2 separate regions of the Homo sapiens genome follow, and region 1 is linked to region 2. The links are chromatin contacts, found by Hi-C or POLR2A ChIA-PET in ENCODE. All regions are on one chromosome and are shown on one strand. Each heading gives the region's core, a stretch centred on a gene start or an enhancer-like site at or near the end of the contact. The rest is flanking DNA. Distances are from core to core; before and after follow the strand shown.

Region 1 (6,769 bases), core at 1,886-4,385, 150 kb before region 2:
GACATATTCCACAGAAGAGAATAAATGTGAATTTCAATGTTGGCTCCAACTCAGCCACAGGGGTTGGCACCTTGAATTGGAGGTTGATTTTTTTTTTTTTTTTGAAACAGTCTCACTTTGTCGCCCAGGCTGGAATGCAGTGGTGCAATCTTGGCTCACTGCAACCTCTGCCTCCTGGGTTCAAGTGATTCTCGTCCCTCAGCCTCCGGAGTAGCTCCGTGTGCCACCACGTCCAGCTAATTTCTGTTTTTTGGTAGAGACGGGGTTTCACCATGTTGGCCAGGCTGGTCTTGAACTCCTGAGCTCAAGTGATCCCCCTGCCTTAGCCTCCCAAAGTGCTGGGATTACAGGCGGGATGCACCGTGCCCAACCTGGAGTTTGATTTTTGATCGAGCTGCCTCTCACACGGGCAACGTAGATGGCCTACTCAGAAGTGAACACCAATAAGCTTTATTTACTTTTTTTTTTTCTGAGACGGAGTCTCCCTCTGTTGCCCAGGCTGGAGTGCTGTGGCGTGATCTCGGCTCACTGCAACCTCCACCTCCCAGGTTCAAGTGATTCTCCTGTGTCAGCCTCCTGAGCAGCTGGGATTACAGGCGTGCGCCACCACGCCCGGCTATTTCTTTTGTATTTTTAGTAGAGACGGGATTTCACCATGTTGGCCAGGCTAGTCTCAAACTCCTGACCTCAGGTGATCCACCCGCCTTGGCCTCCCAAAGTGCTGGGATTATAGGCGTGAGCCACCCTGCCTGGCCTACTTGTTAAAAAAAAAAAACAAAAAACTAATGCCACACCAGGGAGCCAGCCTGTGATTGTGGATGTACTGGCCCTGAAAGAAACCCACTAGAACACTAACAGTGGTTATTTCTAGGTGGAAGGATCATGGATGATTTAAATTTTCTTTTAATTTATTTTTACTTTATTTTATTTTTTTTAGTGCTCTTTGAGGAGCAGGGCCACCTTATAGGCAGTGTAAGCAATGGTTTTAATTTTCTTTTAAAACATTTTGTATTTTCTACACTTCGTGTAGTGAGTGCGTATTTTTAATTTTTAATTTTTTTCCCTATAACTTAATGCTCAGAAGTGAGCATGTATTTTTAATGGCAGAATGTAAATATAATTAAAAGTGTTCTTCATCACCAGAGGCCTTGTGGATAACTGTCTAGACTCTTCTAATTACGTTTCAGAAATGATTATGTAAGAATACATGCAAAAACAAATCTATGATAATAGAAATCAGATAGTTGGGCCAGTGGGTTGACTGGAAAGGGGGACTTTGTGAGGGGATTAGCAATGTCCTACCTCTTGTTTGGGTGATGGTTACACAAGTGTAAAAGCAGTTGTCAAAACTCAAGGTACTGAATGCTTAAATGTGTGCATCTTACTGCATGTTAATTATACTGCAGTAAAACAGTAGGAAACCCTGGAAGAGAAGAAAACATCCGTGCAAACAATCCCAGGGCTGTTTTGCAGTGCTGGCAGTGGGTATACTAGGAGACGGACGGTCAAGGGCCTGTGCCAGCCCGCACCAGGGCTCTTACCAGCAGCCTAGCACCAGTGAAAGGGCTCATTGAGAACTGCTGGTCAGGGCCGCAGGCTACTAGACAACTTACGTGCCGAGTAGCAAGCAGAGGAAGCTGACCCGGGAAGTCCATCCCATTGGCAGCTGGGAAGCTGATGGTGCCGGCAGGGCAGTGGGGGGAGGCCCATACGGCAGGGCCATCTGAGTGTAAGGCCTGCCTTTTGGGCACTGCCATTGGCGTTGCTGACTCTCAGGGGACCTTCAATGACAAAACAAAGCCTGACTCTCCTAGGCCTCCGGCACTGTCTCAGCACAATCACAGACATGGCTGAGCAGGGCTGGGTGTGAAGGATTGATTTTTCTTTTTCTTTTTTTTTTTTGAGACAAGTCTCGCTCTGTCGCCCAGGCTGGCGTGTAGTGGCGCGACCTCGGCTCACTGCAACCTCCGCCTCCCATGTTCAAGCGATTCTCCTGCCTCAGCCTCCCGAGTAGTTGGGATTATAGGTGCCCCCCAACCCGCCCCACCCACCACCCCTGGCTAATTTTTTTGTATTTTTAGTAGAGACGGGGTTTCACCATGTTGGCCAGGCTGGTTTTGAACTCCTGACCTCAAGTGATCTGCCTGCCTCAGCCTCCCGAAGTGCTGGGATTACAGGCGTGAGCCACTGTGCCTGGCCGAAGGATTGATTTTTCCATTTCCTCCTTGGGGCTTTTGTGACCTCACAGCCCACAGTAATGTCATTCTCCTAAGTACACAGAGGCTTTAATGACCTTATTATTCACCTGTTCCTTAATAATGTGCTGGCTTGTGACATCTCTGTATAAGGACCTATACTCTCTGGCTAGGAATGGTATATATTTTTTCTAATGGCACACTGAAATGGATTAATCTCAGTGTGTTCTTTGCAGGCCAGGGGTTAAGTGTGAAGACCCTGTAGTCGGACAGCCCTGGGTTTGAATCCAGCTACCCCATTTAGCAGTTAATGTGACTTTGGAAGTGTTACTTAACTGCCCTAAGCCTCATTTTCCTCATCTGTAAAATGGAGACGATAGACCCCACCTCAGTGTTGTTGGGAGGATTAAGTAAAAATGCATTCAAACCTCCTAACCGATTGTGAGAGCTTCATAGATGTTAGCTGAGGCTGATGTTAATTACAGAGCTTGTAATACATGTTTTACCATCAACCGATCCTTTTGATGACAGTGTGGCAGTAACAGGGTCACCCTCTCCAGGGGCCTGAGGGTCTGCATTGGAGGAAGGGTTCTCCACTCCTCATTTAGAGCTTTTCAGGAGCTGTCTCTTTCCAGCTGCGTTCTCACTCCATCTGCTCCTGGCTTCTTGAGATGGGCAGAATCTGCTTGAGGGACTTCCTACCTCGTGCAGGTGTTCCCAGAAGGCCCATGCGCGGTAGAGCTGCTGCATTAAGAGTGGGTCTTGGCTCTGATTGGCCTGCTGCTTACTTGGCATTTTTAGTAGGGCTCAACCTAGTACTTGTTTTGCATTTTTGCAGAATTCTGGTGCTTGCTTCTGATTCTGTTTTGCATTTCAAAAGTGTTGCTTCTGAAATTTCTCTTTGGCACCGTGACCACCCTGGCCCTGGCTCTACGTTTCGGAGGCTCTGGGCATGGCGCCTGTCTTGTGTTCTGGCACTGCGTGCATGCTGCAACAGTCTCTCTGATGATATATTTGGGCGTTCGAATGATTGATCTTGGATCTTTAGCTTTTCAGAATCTGCATCTTAAATCTGTGAGTTCGTCTGTATATTTAAAGCACTTACTCTTGATCTCAATCAGTTTGGCTCCATAAAAATAAAGCTTCCTCTGTTACTATATTTGATACTGTGTGTTCATTTAGAAAGCTGAAGGTGAGTAACCCTGCTTTTTATAGGCTGCCTGCTGACCACAATAGGAAACTGGGCATATTTTGGGAAAGGGGAAAGCATGAATGTGTTGTAAAGCCCAAATCCTGATTTCTAACACTATTGTTTTCATGTGATAGATTCTACTCGCTATGATGCAAGCTCTTTGAGAGTATGAGTTATTTATTGGAATGCTTCTTACCCCCAGAGTCCACATGTACTTAAAAAAATCGAATGCCTCGACGTGCCAAGTAGTAGGTATTCAGATGAATGAATTCCTACGAGGAGCCCAGATCACATTAAAGAAAGCTGAATACAGAAGCATTAACTTTTTTCCCTTTGCTTCCATTTATTGGGATTCCTGGAGCTTAAAAGGCTTACAAAGCACTTCCTTCCAAAAATGTAACCAATACATTACTTACACTGATAAATAACATTTTTAAAGTGAATACCAATCAAGTTATAAAATACCAACAATAAATTAACAGTAATTTTATCATCAAAGCTACCAAACACATTTTGGATTCTAAGGACACAACTGAAGCCAGGTGTCAGGACCACCTTGGCAGTTCACCCCTAGCCCAGGGTCACTGGTTCCCAAGGATCTGCACTGCTGGTGTTAGAAGCAGCCTGCATCCCTCAATTGTTCCCACCTGGCGGGGGGGGCGGGGCACACCAAGGCAGCACATCTGCCCCCATCTATTCAGAGACAAAGCAACAACAGCTTCTGTTGTTATTGTTGTTAAATAAATGATTCCTATAATATTTATTTATTTTGAGACAAGGTCTCGCTCTGTCACCCCAGTAGGAATTCAGTGGCACAGTCATAGCTCACTGCAGCCTCGAACTCCCTGGCTCAAGTGATCCTCCCTCTTCAGCCTCCCGAGCAGCTGGGACTACAGGTGCGCATCACCACACCCAGCTATTTTTTTTTTTTTTTTTTTTTTTTGGTTCAGATGAGTTCTCACTGCGTTGCCCAGGATGATCTCAAACTCCTGTGCTCAAGCGATCCTCCCACCTTGGCCTCCCAAAGTGCTGAGATTACAGGTGTCAGTCACCATGCTCAGCTGATTATATAATATTTTACAATGCTCTTGAGCCAGCAGTCATTGAAGCTGAGATTGCACCTTTCCCCCTTTCATAGTCATTATTCACTTCACACTATTTGAAATTCCAGTGTCACCTCCCCACTGACAACCTCTTGGGAAGGTCACCAGTGCAGGCCTGAGGGCTGGGCCCTGTGCCTTCACCTGCTTCTCAGTTCTCACTGCTTCTTCCTCTCTCAGCCATTTTTCTTCTGGAAATTCACCTCCCCTAAGCTGCCAGGACTCAGTGCCCCTGGGGTCCTTGTCTCCTTTTGTGATGATGGCCTCTGCTCTGGGCTGTTCCCAGCCCACCCGTGTCACACACTCACCCAGTGTGAATGGGCAGGTGCTGGGAGGCTCTTCCTGACACCCTCTGCTGTCTCCTGCCTCTGAATGTCTCCTTGGAAACCCCTCCCGCATGAAGGGAGGGAGAGCAGCAGATGTAGCCTGTGTTCCACCCACCTCATCTCTGGTCCTCTACTCTGATCACACATGTCACCACTTGGCTATGGGGCAGGTGGATGCTAGTCAGAAGCCTCTGCTTTCCTTCTGACTTCCTTTCATAACTCCTTAGCACTTCACTGCGGGCTGGAGACCAGATATCCCCCCACCTCCCCACGTCACACACTAGCCCAGTGTGACATCCCCAAGTTTGTCACACTTCCAGCTGGACACTTATAGTTCAGGGCCTTGTCTTGCTCTTCTTCCAGGATAGGGACATTCTTAGTGGCCTCCTGGGAGGGTCAGGGCTTGCTCCATCCATTTATCCACTGGAAGTAGATTCCTTACGCATTCTAAGAGCACAATAGAAGGTGATAGTGGCTGTTATTTAGTCATGATGACAGCTTTCCCCTCTTGGCCTAGCATTTGAGGGCCTTTCACCTTCGGTCCCCTCCCTGACACCTCCAGCTTTACCAGTGCTACTCCAGACAGTCTGGCCAGCTGATGTCTCTCAGAACATTCCCTTGTGCTTGGCACCCCCACACTTTTGCTGATGCTATTCCCCCTGCCTGGAATGCCTTCCTTTCTTGTCTTTGTCCACATGTTACTGATACTTCATCTCCATGGGGAGGCATCTAAACCAAAACAATGTCTTCACCCTCTGAAGGAAGTCCCAGCACGCTGGCTCTCTGACCTCAGTGACACTTGTGCTTCCTTTCATTATGGCTGCATGCTGTTACTCTAAGGGGACAGGGACTTGTGCATTCTATTTCTTTTCACCTTCTACTATGTCTAATGCACTTGATGCATTTTGTGTTGCATGCTGTGTGTGTGTGTGAATAAACAACATGACTTCTAGATCTTCAATCAGCTCCTTTGGTTCAAAATTCCAGCAAGAACAGAGCCGAACAAGTTTAGAAAACAGTTCCTGTGTGTACATGTGTGTGCGTGTGTGCTTTAACTCCAAGATTCCAAATCTTTAAAGACAACTTTTGCTCATCAGATTTTGTGAGGAGTTTTATCCTGAAGAGAAAATGGGAGAAACAATAAAAATTACATTTATTTTCAATTACATGAGTAATACTTCTGCAATGATGTCAGTGCTCTGTGTCTCCACTGTCCAGTGTGGTAGCCATTAGCCACATGTGGCTAGTGAACACATAAAATGTGGCTAGTTTGCTGGAGGAACTGAATTTTTAAATTTTATTTAATTTAAGTAGCCACAAGTGACTAGTGGCTACCATATTGGGTAGTGCAGTTTAAGTCGCTCCTCACCCTCTCCATCCCTAGGCACCCCCACCCAGCTCTACTCGGTGACCAGCGTTAACACTGTGCTGTGTATCTTTACAGATCTTTCTTTGTTCATGACAGCATATTTCACGCACATATTTACATACACACCCCATTGGTTTGGCCTGTGAGGGTGCACACAAATGGAATCATATCATAGGTGTTCTACAGCCTCCTTTTTAGTTTTTGTTTTTTTTTTTTTGTTTTTTGTTTTTGAGATAGAGTCTCACTCTGTTGCCCAGGCTGGAGTGCAGTGGCATGATCTCGGCTCACTGCAACCTCCGCCTCCTGGGTTCAAGCAATTCTCCTGCCTGAGCCTCCCAAGTAGCTGGGACTACAGGCGCCTGCCACCCCGCCTGGCTAATTTTTTTATTTTTAGTAGAGACGGGGTTCACCGTGTTAACCAGGGTGGTCTCGATCTCCTGACCTCGTGATCTGCCTGGCCACAGCCTCCTTTTGAATTAACAGTATGTTTGAGAGCTGTCTGGGGCGGTGCTCAGAGCTCTGCTTCATTCAATTCAGCTGCTGCCTAGTGTGCATTGCATGGCTGTTCCCTGCCTTATTTAGCCAGC
Region 2 (6,238 bases), core at 1,153-3,652:
CCTGGATTCAAGCGATCCTCCAGCCTTGGCCTCCTACATAGCTGGACTATACATACACACCACCATACCCAGTGTGGACACTTATAACCGGGCTCAACTGTAAATCCCTAAGATATAGATTGAAGTCCTGTAGCTGTGAATGTGACCTTATTTGGAAATAGGGTCTTTGCAGATGTAATCAGGTTAAGATGAGGTCACTGGGGTGGGCCGTAATCCAATAGAACTGGTGTCTATATAAGAGGGAGATGGGCCGAGCATAGTGGCTCACTTCTGTAGTCTCAGCTATTGGGAGTCTGATGGGGGAGGAGCCTGGGAGATGGAGGCTGCAGTGAGCCGTGATTGCACCACTGCACATCAGCCTGAGCAACAGAGCGGGAACTTGTCTCCAAAAAAATAAATAAATAGTCTGGGGCTCGGTGGCTCACGCCTGTAATCCCAGCACTTTGGGAGGCCGAGGCGGGTGGATCACGAGGTCAGGAGATCGAGACCATCCTGGCTAACATGGTGAAACCCCGTCTCCACTAAAAAAAAATACAAAAAATTAGCCGGGCTTGGTGGCAGGCGCCTGTAGTCCCAGCTACTCGGGAGGCTGAGGCAGGAGAATGGAGTGAACCCAGGAGGTGGAGCTTGCAGTGAGCCGAGATCGCGCCACTGCACTCCAGCCTGGGCGACAGAGCAAGACTCTGTCTCAAAATAAATAAATAAATAAATAAATAAATAAATAAATAAATAAATAAAAATAACAGAGGGAAATGTGGATACCCATAAAAAGGAGAACGCCATACGAGGACGCAGACACAGAGGGAAAGTGGCTGTGACCTTGATTTTGTACTTCTAAGCCTCCGGAACTGTGGGACAATAAGTTTCTGTGTTTTAAGCCACCTGGTTTCTGGTACTTTGTTATAGCAGCCCTAGGAAACTAACACCAACATTTCGATTTCAAAGTGTTCACACGTCTTCTTCTTCTTCTTCTTCTCCAGATATTATCAGCCAAGCTAGAACACAAGGCAGCCCACCAACCCAGCACAGATTTGAACAGGCAGCTGAGGAGAGAGCCTGGGATGCCAGCTCTGAAGTGTTCACCGCTAGAAGTGTTCCCTTGTCAAAGAAAGAAGCCATCCCTTGTCAGTAGATGGTCAGGAGTTCAAGACCAGCCTGGGCAACATGGTGAAACCCCGTCTTTACAAAAAAATACAAACATTAGCCAGGCGTGGTGGCCTGTGCCTGTGGTCCCAGCTGCTTGGGAGGCTGAGGTGGGAGGATCACTTGAGCCTGGGAGGTCGAGGCTGCAGTGCCACAGTGCACTTCTACCATCACTTGTCACGGCTCATTGAACCCATGTGACCCTGATCCAAGCCAGGCAACCACAGTCTCTGTCCCAGAAACTTGGTGTGAAGTCAGAGACAGAGTCAGTTGGTGCCAGTATAAGGACTGGAAGGTTATGAAGGCTGGGACATGAGACCTTTGGGGTCAGCCATGAGGGTGCCAGCTGGAAATCAGTGACCGAGGGCAAGGGAAGGAACCCGATCAACAGAAGGGCAGAGGCAGGGCATACACAGTCCCTGATGGAAGGATAGACAGAGAGAGCAGCCACCTGGGAAACCCTGCTTACGCTGATGCCCATCCTGCCTCCTACAACTGAATTCCATGAAATGCTGTCATGGTTATTCTAAGTCCCCCTTGACTTCAGCAGCTTTAGTGGGCTTCTGGGCCTTGCAGCCAAACCAGCTGCCAGGCATCCAGCCCAAAGTAGGTCCTCAAAGTATCCTGCCCATCTGCCTTTTAGGGCTGGGATTCCTTACTTTTGCCCAGGAAAGGCATCTTGGGGTGACATCTGGGAAGCAAGGATCACTCAGAAAAGAGGGAAGGAGCTGGGGCTGGGATTCCAACAATTTCACTGTGGCAGCATGTATGGTCCAGCCCTATGGCGCCTTGTTGGTTTTCTCTTCATGTGCGGAGACGAGAGATTGTAGAAAAATAAGACACAAGACTAAGAGAGAGTATGACAGACAGCTGGGCCCAGGGGGCCACTACCACCAATGTGCAGAGTCCGGTAGTGGCCCCGTATGTCTGGATGCACTGCTATTTATTGTATACAAGGCAAGGGGGCAGGATAAGGAGAGTGAGTCATGTCAAGTGATTGATAAGGTCAAGCAAGTCACGTGTCCACCGGACAGGGGGCCCCTTCCCTTTGTGGTAGCTGAAGCAGAGGGAGGACATCATGCATCAGCCTTTTTTCTATGTGCTTATCAGAGATCAAAGACTTTAATACTTTCACTATTTCTGCTACTGCTATCTTCTAAGGACTTAAGAGGGGAACCAGGTATATAGGCAGAACATGAAAGTGAACGAGTGTGACCACCGAAGCACAGCACCACAGGGAGACGTTTAAGCCTCCGGATGTCTGTGGGTAGACTGGCTGATGTCCAACCTCCCACAAGAGGCTGGTGGAGCAGGTGTTCTCTAACTCTTCCAAGGAAAGGGAAACCCCCTTTCATGGTCCGCTAAGTAACAGGTGCCTTCCCAGGAACACAAGCCCACAAGCGGCCTTTATCCGGGCGTGACAGAGGGCTCACGCTCTTTTTTTTTTTTTTTTTTTTTTGAGACGAAGTCACTCTGTCGTCCAGGCTGGAGTGCAGTGGTGCGATCTCGGCTCACTGCAAGCTCTGCCTCCCGGGTTCATGCCATTCTCCTGCCTCAGCCTCTCGAGTAGCTGGGACTACAGGCGCCCGCCACCATACCCAGCTAATTTTTTGTATTTTTAGTAGAGATGGGGTTTCCCCGTGTTAGCCAGGATGGTCTCGATCTCCTAACCTCGTGATCCGCCTGCCTTGGCCTCCCAAAGTGCTGGGATTACAGGCGTGAGCCACCATGTCCGGCCTGACAGAGGGCTCACACTCTTATCTTCTGGTCACTTCTCACAATGTTCCTTCAGCTCCTGACTGTACTGGCTGGTTATTCCTCGGTTATAATAGTAAAGCACAGATTAATACTAAAACTAATGATTGATAATATCCATATATAATCATCTCTATATCCTATTTCTAGTATAACTTTTCTTATTCTATTTTCTTTATTATACTGGAACAGTTTGTGCCTTCAGTCTCTTGCTTCGGCACCTGGGTGGCTTTCCGCCCACAGCAGCAAGAGTCATTGTTAGTAATAAGTCTTAATACTGTACCATAAGGTTGCAACTTGTTTATTTTTTTGAGACAGAGTCTCACTCTGTCTCCCAGGCTGGAGTGCGGTGGTGCAATCTTGGCTCGCTGCAGCCTCAACCTCCCAGGCTCAAGCGATCCTCCCACCTCAGCCTCCCAAGTAGCTTGGGACCACAGGCACGAGCCACAACACTCAGCTAATTTTTGTACTTTTTGTAGAGACAGGGTTTCACTATGTAGCCTAGGCTGATCTCAAACTCCTGAGCTCAACTGATCCATTTGCCTTGGCCTCCCAAAGTGCTGGGATTACAGGTGTGAGCCACCGCACCTGGCTACATCTCATTTATTGAGTACTCGTTTATATCCTCTAGTGAACACCTAATATACATATCTTAATCCTCACAACAGCCTAGGAAGGAGGCTACTAATTGTGTCAATTTTATTTGCTGAGTCTTTAAAAAGGTTGAGTTGATTATCACAGCTGGTAGAGGGCTAGGATTTAAACTCAATCTGTCTGCATTTTCTGCTTTGCCACACTGCACTCCTGCCATAATTAGGATCCATCTTCCTAGGGTTGATTCCTCCAGCTGCTGTGGCCTAAAAAATGTGAGTTAATTGGTTACAGAGTAGGGATACCATGTTTGTACTCTAATTTTTTCAAGAGCTGAGTGGTCTCAAAGTGGTCTGAGGACAGCCACCAGTAGCACTTTCTGTTGCCCTCTGTTGTTCCAAGTTCATCTCCCTAACTAGACAGCATGCTCTTTGATGGAGGGCCTCTGCTATCTTGACTTTTTTTTTTTTTAGACTGAGTCTCACTCTGTTGCCAGGCTGGAGTGCAGTGACGCGATCTTGGCTCACTGCAACCTCTGCCTCCTGGGTTCAAGCGATTCTCCTGCCTCAGCCTCCCAAGTAGCTGGGACTACAGGTGCGTGCCACGACACCCAGCTAATTTTTGTATTTTTAGTAGAGACGGGGTTTCACCATGTTGGCCAGGATGGTCTCGATCTCTTGACCTCGTGATCCACCCACCTCGGCCTCCCAAAATGCTGGGATTATAGGAGTGAGCCACCGTGCCCGGCCGATTTTTTTTACTTTATCCTGAAAACCATGTGTAACGGCCTCTGGTTGCTATTGTTTTAGTGCTGACCAGCCCCTTTCCATCCCATTTCCTTCTGGAAACAGGCTGCCCTTGGTCCTTCAGCCATAGCCCTCCAGCCTGGGCAATCAGACTACCCAATAATGAGATGGTGCCAGACTGAGCAGGACCAGTCAGAATTCTTCTCTGGAGTTGATAGAAGGCTCTGGGGAAAATTCCACCAAGGCTGTAAGCTAGGAGCATGTGAATTCAGGGATGTCAGGGGGCAAGTTTCCCCCACCTGGAGTCAGACTGTTTACAGAGGAGGCCAAGCAGAGCCAAACAAAAACAAGACAGACTTGAAGAGAGCACGAGAGAGCAAGAGCAAGAGAGGAGAGAGAGACAGTGCGAGAAGAGAGGAGAGAGAATCAAGTATTAGTTCCAGTTCCTAAGGTCTGTTCAATTCTGCGAACAATCCAGGCATCCTTCTGGACTCTCTCAGAGTCCATTTACTTTCTGTTACGCACTTGGTCCCGTAATATGTCACCATGACAAGCACAGTATGATTCGACTGCTGGGGTTCAAGGGGTGGAGGACGAGCTGATCAGAAAGTTTCTGTCATGGTGACAGCAGCCCAATTTCATGCTGGAAATGAAGGCAGCTCCTGCTGCTCCATCCAGCATTTGAGGGGCCCCTCTCTCTGCCCTTTGGATGTAGATAGCCCATTCTACGCAGCCAGACCTTTGCATATGGCCTTCAGCTATACAGAAATCCAGATGGCAGTTCTTGGGACCCTTTTCCTCTCATCAATCCCACCTCAAGCATCTTCCGCCTCGCAGCTCTTAACCCTCCCTATCTATTCCAAGCTCTGCCAAGCCCCATTTTATCAGCCAGACAGGATTCTGTGTTCCGCCTGACACATCTCCTGACCCTAACCCATGCCACTGCCCTCCCTCTCCTCCTCCAACTGGGCCTTCCTCCCACCTAGGCCATCAGCACGTTTCTGGACGTTCTCACTTCGAAATTGCTCCTTTATTGGCTTCTTTCCCAGGCTTGTCCACAGGCCTAGAGCGTCCTCTGCCTAGGATCCCCAGGGCCTGAGAGGCCCTTCCAGAGGGGCTGACTAGAGAGGCGTGGCTAAGTCCAGGGGGTGCTGCTTTTGTGGGGCAGGCTGCCTCCCCACCCCGAGTGACTCCAGTTCAAGAAGCACCGTGGCATGGCTCGGGGTCCAGCGGGCCCAGCCCAGCTCCATAGTGAGGAGTGCATAAGGCCTTCTGAAGGTGGAGATGCCAGCCAGCCACATCTACAGAAGCCCCAGCTCACAAAGAATGGCACATCTTGATCCATTTTTATTTACAAAACAAACTCTAAATGTGTTTGTGTGTGTATGCATATGTGTATATATACACACAGACTTACATATGTATGTTTATATACATCTACATGTATATATACATCTACATTGTATATACATTTACCTTCTATATAAATGTTACATTTATAGACATATACATTTATATGTATATACACATATATATTTACCCATGTATCTATAATATAATGTATGCTATATATAAGAAATCAAGAAGTAGGCCGGGCGCGGTGGCTCACGCCTGTAATCCCAGCACTTTGGGAGGCGAAGGCAGGCAGATCACCTCAGGTCAGGAGTTTGAGACCAGCCTGACCAACATGGTGAAACTCCCATCTCTACTAAAAATACAAAAAGTTAGCCGGGTGTGGTAGCGTGCGCCTGTAATCCCAGCTACTCGGGAGGCTGAGGCAGGAGAATTGCTTGAACCTGGGAGGTGGAGGTTGCAGTGAGCCAAGATCGTGCCACTACATTCCAGCCTGGGCGACAGAGGGAGACTCCAAACCCCCAAAAAAAACAAAATTGAGAAGTAAATATTCTAAAATGTCAGTAGTGGTGGGATTTTTAAAATAAACTTTTAAAATAAAAATTTTATTGACCTATACTTTGCATACAATAATCTGTACCTATATTAGT

Evidence for each region. Hi-C counts contacts between places; a loop is a spot of excess contacts on that map. ChIA-PET counts read pairs that join two places held with the same protein, here RNA polymerase II (POLR2A). Pooled maps may share reads with other maps.
Region 1: a pooled map shows a loop between it and region 2 (3-fold over the local background). The contact joins two enhancer-like sites. A Hi-C loop is called at or near these places in 2 of 50 pooled maps. POLR2A ChIA-PET finds 5 or more read pairs at or near these places in 3 of 52 experiments (HEK293, OCI-LY7 and activated CD8-positive, alpha-beta memory T cell).

Annotation. Positions count from the first base shown.
Region 1 is chr2:25,061,041-25,067,809 of GRCh38, forward strand. The region is part of intron 1 of EFR3B (EFR3 homolog B); the gene reads left to right. Among named protein-coding and RNA genes, the nearest start is that of EFR3B, 22 kb to the left of the region's middle. Within about 2 kb of position 3,136, at least 3 of the 41 ENCODE cell types and tissues checked have a DNase peak (open chromatin) inside an H3K27ac peak, as active enhancers do.
Region 2 is chr2:25,207,994-25,214,231 of GRCh38, forward strand. It overlaps LINC01381 (long intergenic non-protein coding RNA 1381), which reads left to right. Exons shown (of 2, transcript NR_132378.1): 2 at 981-1,209. Among named protein-coding and RNA genes, the nearest start is that of LINC01381, 6.8 kb to the left of the region's middle. Within about 2 kb of position 2,403, at least 6 of the 41 ENCODE cell types and tissues checked have a DNase peak (open chromatin) inside an H3K27ac peak, as active enhancers do.